Regions from separate parts of the Homo sapiens genome. Here region 1 is linked to region 2. Evidence: chromatin contacts called from ENCODE Hi-C or POLR2A ChIA-PET data. All regions are on one chromosome and are shown on one strand. The core of a region is the stretch at or near the end of the contact, and the rest is flanking DNA. Distances in the headings are between cores, read along the strand shown.

Region 1 (2,700 bases), core at 1-2,500, 210 kb before region 2:
TCCTTAAATATGTAGAATAAGACTACATAATCTTCAAGCTTCTCTGCAGCACTTAAGTTCAGATTCTACTTAAGCACTTACGGAATGTGTCAGTGTAATTCCAATTTACCCTATTCCAGATTTGTAGCAAAGCATTTGTCAGATGAATCATAGGGTGGTTTCTCTTCAGTTTTCAAACTTTGGAGCAAAACCTATATAGGTGCTTTTGGCGGCCTTACAGTTAATAGGATTTGCAGGATACAATAGTTTTAGACAAGCTCCTGGTATGTGTTGTGAACAAACGTTTTCTGAAGAGGAATTTGGAGCAAAGCAACTATTTCAGGGAACAGTTTGCAAACTGGGGAGTTGAAGCCTTAGGTGTAAAACAAAGGTGCATTCCAGAGAACAAAGGGAGGGTTTGGGTTTTACAGCAAAAGTTTCTGCCCAGGTTCCCAGTCAGGTTCGTTTATACAAATGAACGATTGAACCGCACTTAGTTCTGATTGGTTGATACAGCTGAGCCCTGATTGGTTGAGGCAGGTGAGCCCTATAAGACCCAACACTCAACAGAGGTGTGGGTTTGGGGAGAACGCAGAGTCCATGTGTGACCTCTAGTAGGTAAATGACCACGTGTCTCTATTTTAAATTTAGACCCAGTTAGCCGCTCTGGATGTTGACGGATTGGCTCTTTCAGGTTCACATTTGTTCACAGTCTGTATGACCAAGAAATTTGCAAAACAGAACAACTAGCGCTAACTCTTAATAGCCTCAGTCAGAATAAACAGACAAGACACTGCACCAAGGGCGTATGGGCATTGCACCTGCTCCTCATGGGCTGCTTTCCCGAGCCTTATGCCCACAGCCCTCCTTAGCATTATCGCATTATGAGGCTGGAAGTGCTTTTTTTTTTCTTTCTTTCTTTTTCTTTTCTTTTTTTTTTTTTGAGACGGAGTTTCGCTCTTGTTTCCCAGGCTGGAGTGCAATGGCGCGATTTCGGCTCACTGCGACCCCTGCCTCCCGGGTTCAAGCGATTCTGCTGCCTCAGCCTCAGCCTCCAGAGTAGCTGAGATTACAGGCATGCACCACCACGCCCGGCTAATTTTGTATTTTTAGTAGAGGCGGGGTTTCTCCATGTTGGTCAGGCTGGTCTCGAACTCCCAACCTCAGGTGATCCGCCCGCCTCGGCCTCCCAAAGTTCTGGGATTACAGGCGTGAGCTAGCGCGCCCGACCCACAGAGTGCTTTTTTTTTTTTTTTTTTTTCTCAAGCAGAGGGTATGGGTCTACTTCTTTGAACATTCGCTCAGATCGTAAGGTAACCCCAAGAATCGGCATCACTCTCTGGTCTGGGCGCCTGGATAGTCACGCATGGAGTCCGCGAGGTGCTGGCGCCGGAGCACGCTGGGAACGCCGGGCTCCCGGCCGGCCTGACCCGGAAGGGCTGGCGCATGGTAACCCCAGCTTCCCTAGCAACCAAGCAGGCGCAAGAAGCAACCAGCCGCGCTATCCGCTCCCGTTGCTACCGGAATGCCTCTTCAGGTTAGCGATTACAGCTGGCAGCAGACGAAGACTGCGGTCTTTCTGTCTCTGCCCCTCAAAGGCGTGTGCGTCAGAGACACGGACGTGTTCTGCACGGAAAACTATCTGAAGGTAAGAATGCAAGTCTTGCCTGCCGGTCTCCGGGGGTGTGGTCCGAAGCTTCTGCAAGAGCGCAGCTGGGCACGAGCAACAGGCTCATCTTTGCCGATAAACGTCCTAAATTTTTAATCCTATTAAAAAAATGAATCCCATACAGGTAACACACCATCTGTAGACAGATAATCAGATCAGAGACTACTTTTATCCAGGGCTTCCTCATATGCCTTGCTAATCTTTCACTACCTGGCATAAATTTAGTGGGCCTTTTAGAAAGTTATTTTACCTTTTTCACGTGTTTCTTAATACGCGTGCTTAATTTGTGTAACTAACTTAGTTTCTGTTTTCACCCTTCTGCATAGGTCAACTTTCCTCCATTTTTATTTGAGGCATTTCTTTATGCTCCCATAGACGATGAGAGCAGCAAAGCAAAGATTGGGAATGACACCATTGTCTTCACCTTGTATAAAAAAGAAGCGGCCATGTGGGAGACCCTTTCTGTGACGGGTGGTAAGTTCTTTATTAAAAGATGTTCATCTGGTTGTACCTTTTCGGTTTCAGACCTTTTAAAAAATTTTATTTTGAAGCACCTATATTGTGTAGGGGAAGATAGATTTTTTTTTTTTAAGAGTCTTGCTCTGTCGCCCAGGCTGGAGTGCAGTGACATGATCTCGGCTTACTGCAACCTCTGCCCCCGGGGTTCAAGGGATTCTCCTACCTCAGCCTCTCAAGTAGCTGGGATTATAGGTGTCCGCCACCACGCCCGGCTAAATTTTTTTGTATTTTTGGTAGAGCGTTTTGCCATGTTGGCCAGGCTGGTCTCACACTCCTGACCGGTCATTAAGTGATCCACCCGCCTTGACCTCCCAAAGTGCTGGGATTACGGGTGCGAGCCACCACACCCGGCCAGATAGACTTTCCTTTTACTCTCCAAGGTTCAATAGCTGGGTCTATAAAATAAACTAACAACAGAAGGATTGACAGAAGAAAATGTATAGAAATTTATGAATTTTTAATATTAGTGCTTGAGGGCATCACAGGGAAAAAAGTGAATACCCCCCAAGCGGTGAGATTTGAGAGTTTAGGGA
Region 2 (2,867 bases), core at 342-2,841:
TAAGTAGCTGAGACTACAGGCGCGTGCCACGACGCCCTGCTAATTTTTTGTATTTTTAGTAGAGACGGGGTTTCACCGTGTTAGCCAGGATGGTCTCGATCTCCTGACTTCGTGATCTGCCGGCCTCGGGCTCCCAAAGTGCTGGGATTACAGGCGTGAGCCACCTAACCCGGCCTTTTTCTCTCTTAACCTCACCAACAGTCTGATGGCCCTTCTCTCACACGGGAAGAGCTCTTGAAGTTATCAACCTGTTAGGACATTTGTTATCTCTAAACCCGAGTTTACTGTGTTATGTTTGCCTGGAAATGTTATATCAAATGTATGAAATTGCCAACTGTTTGTAATTTCATATGGTTCATCCTATATGTGATTTTGTAAATTGGACCCACCTGAGAAGCTAACTGCTGTAATGCCAACTGTGAGTAGCTACAGACTGGAAAGGTGATGGAGTTGACCGGGTGGGCCTGCGACAGCTGGAATTTGCGGTGGAGGTAGACACAAGTCAGCGAGACGGCTTAGAAGGCAGAAGGGAAGCTGAACTAAGGCTTCTCAACATTTTACTCTGCTTAGAAGTGGAAACATTTGGTTCAAAGGGCCTTTGCCTTAGACTCCATAGGGACAGGCCCAAGGGCTGCTGTTCACACCTCCTGGCCACTGAGAGGGATGAACTTGGCTGCCTCTGAGTGGGAACCACGAGGTCTGACCCCCTACGCAGTCCCAGGTTCACTACCCCGCAGGCCGGAGCGACACCGTTGGCGCTGGGAGAAGAGAGCCGCTGGGTGGCAGCAAAGGCGCGCAGGTTTCTTCCGACAGAGGCGGTTCCTTAACATACTGTAGTTTTCTTCTTTTTAAACTCATTGCTCTAACACTCTTAGAAATTTACAGTGGTTTTATATTCTTGAATTACACAGTGTGAGCAGAGACTCCGTTTGCCATTTCCTCCCGGAATTACATTGATTTTTTTCCTGCGAAATTTTTTACTTATTTTTCTCCCATGTTATTTCCAGGAATCCTGGGCATTCCCTTGCCCCGGAAACGCCGTGTCCAGGCCGACCTAAGCCAGGAGCCGCAGGGGCGGGAAGCCGGGGGCAGGGCCGGGCCTGGGACGCCGCCTCAGGAGCCGCGCGGACTCGGGAACCTCGGGCGGGGCCGGCGTGAGTACGCCCGGCACCTCCGGCTGCTACGGTGGCGACCGCGAACTGATGCCGTGGAAAACACCCTTAGAACATGGCTTTTTGGGGAGGTGAATAGGGGAGAGTCCCCAAACGACACCTCGCCGCGCACCGGTCCTTGGTGCAGTTTGTAAATGTCCCTCCTGTGTCCCAAAACGAAAACACTCCTATATTTTGTAGCGCCTTCCAGAATGGGGCAGCGGAAACTAGTGTTGGGACAAAGGAGGCGAGCGGGGCCTTTTCGGGGCTCACAGAGGACCCCTCGGAGGCGCGGCCGCCGGGGAGAGCGCGACAGCACCCCGCCCCCCGCCAGCCGGGCGGGGGCCGCTCCCGAGGTGACAGGAGAAGGCGGGAGGTGGAGGAGAGAAGGTCCCGCCCCACCTCGCTCTCCTTTACGGGAAGTGATGTGGGGCCAGGCGGAAAATACCCGCCAACGACCCAAAAAAGGCCGGCGGCGGGTGGACGCGGCGCGCGAGGACCCGAGCCAGGCGGGGACAGGACGGCGGGGCGAGCCAGGTGAGGGGGCCTGAGGAGCGGGAGGCGCGCGGCGGGTCCGGTCCCTCCGGGAGGGCCGAGCGAGGCGTCCCCCTGGGGCCGTCCTAGGGCTGGGGTCCGAGTGCGCCGCCCTTCCTCCCCGCCTCCAGGCGCCCGAGCCCGCCTGAAGAGTGGCTTCTCTCCCAGGCCCTCAGCGCAGACCCCAGTGATGACAACTGCCTGGTGCTGGCCAGGTGCGGTCCCAGGTCCGGCCAGGGTCTCAGATCGCCTCCGGGTTGCATCCAGGTGGGAGGATGCCCATCAGGGGTAGGAAACTTTCCAGGAGGGAAAGGAGGAAAGTCCCCGACCTCCCGCACGCCCCCCGGTTCATTCCTCCCTCTTTTGCTTTCAGTTTAACTGTTTAACCTGGTTGCCCTCCGGTTGGTGAGGGTCTGGACTGCAGACTAGCTGCGAGGGAGGGGCTCTCTCTTCTCCTGTCAGTTAGACTGAAAACTACCTGGCAGCCAGGCCCTCCGGTCGGGACTGGTGGTGGTGCAGATATGATGACAGGCTTTGGTAACTATTGCCAAAGCCTGTCTCTGTCCCAATAGATCACCAGTTCAGCAAAGTCAGGCCTGAAGCGAAGGGAGTCTTGTGAGCCCTGGACTGAGGAGCCTTCCCAGCCTTTCCGCTCCTGCTGGCCACCTGGGCCCACATGGCCTCAGGGTCTTCTGCCACAGGGTCCTTACCCCTACAGCTTAACAGCTGTTCTTTCCTTCTGGATGGATTCTCACATTTTATGGTTGGTTGATCAGTCAGATGTTGGAATTGGGGGTAGAGGGATTATAGAGTTGTGTGTGCTATTTAAGTTTTCTGTAATCATTGCTAATTAAATTTGTTGATTCTCCACTCACTGTTCTTGTTCTTTTTTTTTTTTCGGCCTTAAAAACTTGCTTTAGAGGGAAAATACAATCTGGAAAACAGTTTCTGCAGATGGTTAGAAGTGAAGAAAGGTTAATATAATGCTGAAGGAACTTGACTGAGGATCATTATTTTCTGTATTTTATGTTGGTTTATGTTGTTTTATGTTTTCATTCCTACTTTTTTCTTCCTTCCTTTCTACCATTCTCTCTTCCTCCCTCCCTCCCTTTTTTCTTCCTTCCTTAATTTCTGTGACGTGCCTTGATTTTTAATTTCGTTGAAGTATATTTAATCTATTTT

What was found. Hi-C counts contacts between places; a loop is a spot of excess contacts on that map. ChIA-PET counts read pairs that join two places held with the same protein, here RNA polymerase II (POLR2A). Pooled maps may share reads with other maps.
Region 1: a pooled map shows a loop between it and region 2 (4-fold over the local background). The contact joins the promoter of DNAAF4-CCPG1 here to the promoter of RAB27A in region 2. A Hi-C loop is called at or near these places in 1 of 37 single-sample maps with no recorded cell type and 6 of 50 pooled maps. POLR2A ChIA-PET finds 5 or more read pairs at or near these places in 2 of 52 experiments (activated CD8-positive, alpha-beta memory T cell and activated naive CD4-positive, alpha-beta T cell).

The regions. Positions count from the first base shown.
Region 1 is chr15:55,497,134-55,499,833 of GRCh38, reverse strand. DNAAF4-CCPG1 (DNAAF4-CCPG1 readthrough (NMD candidate)) reads left to right here and starts at 1,250. Exons shown (of 16, transcript NR_037923.1): 1 at 1,250-1,627; 2 at 1,975-2,122. DNAAF4 (dynein axonemal assembly factor 4) reads left to right here. Exons shown (of 10, transcript NM_130810.4): 2 at 1,250-1,627; 3 at 1,975-2,122. The coding sequence starts at 1,505.
Region 2 is chr15:55,288,537-55,291,403 of GRCh38, reverse strand. It overlaps RAB27A (RAB27A, member RAS oncogene family), which reads left to right and starts at 1,591. Exons shown (of 7, transcript NM_183235.3): 1 at 1,591-1,688. RefSeq lists an enhancer at 1,124-1,273 and a silencer at 1,374-1,903.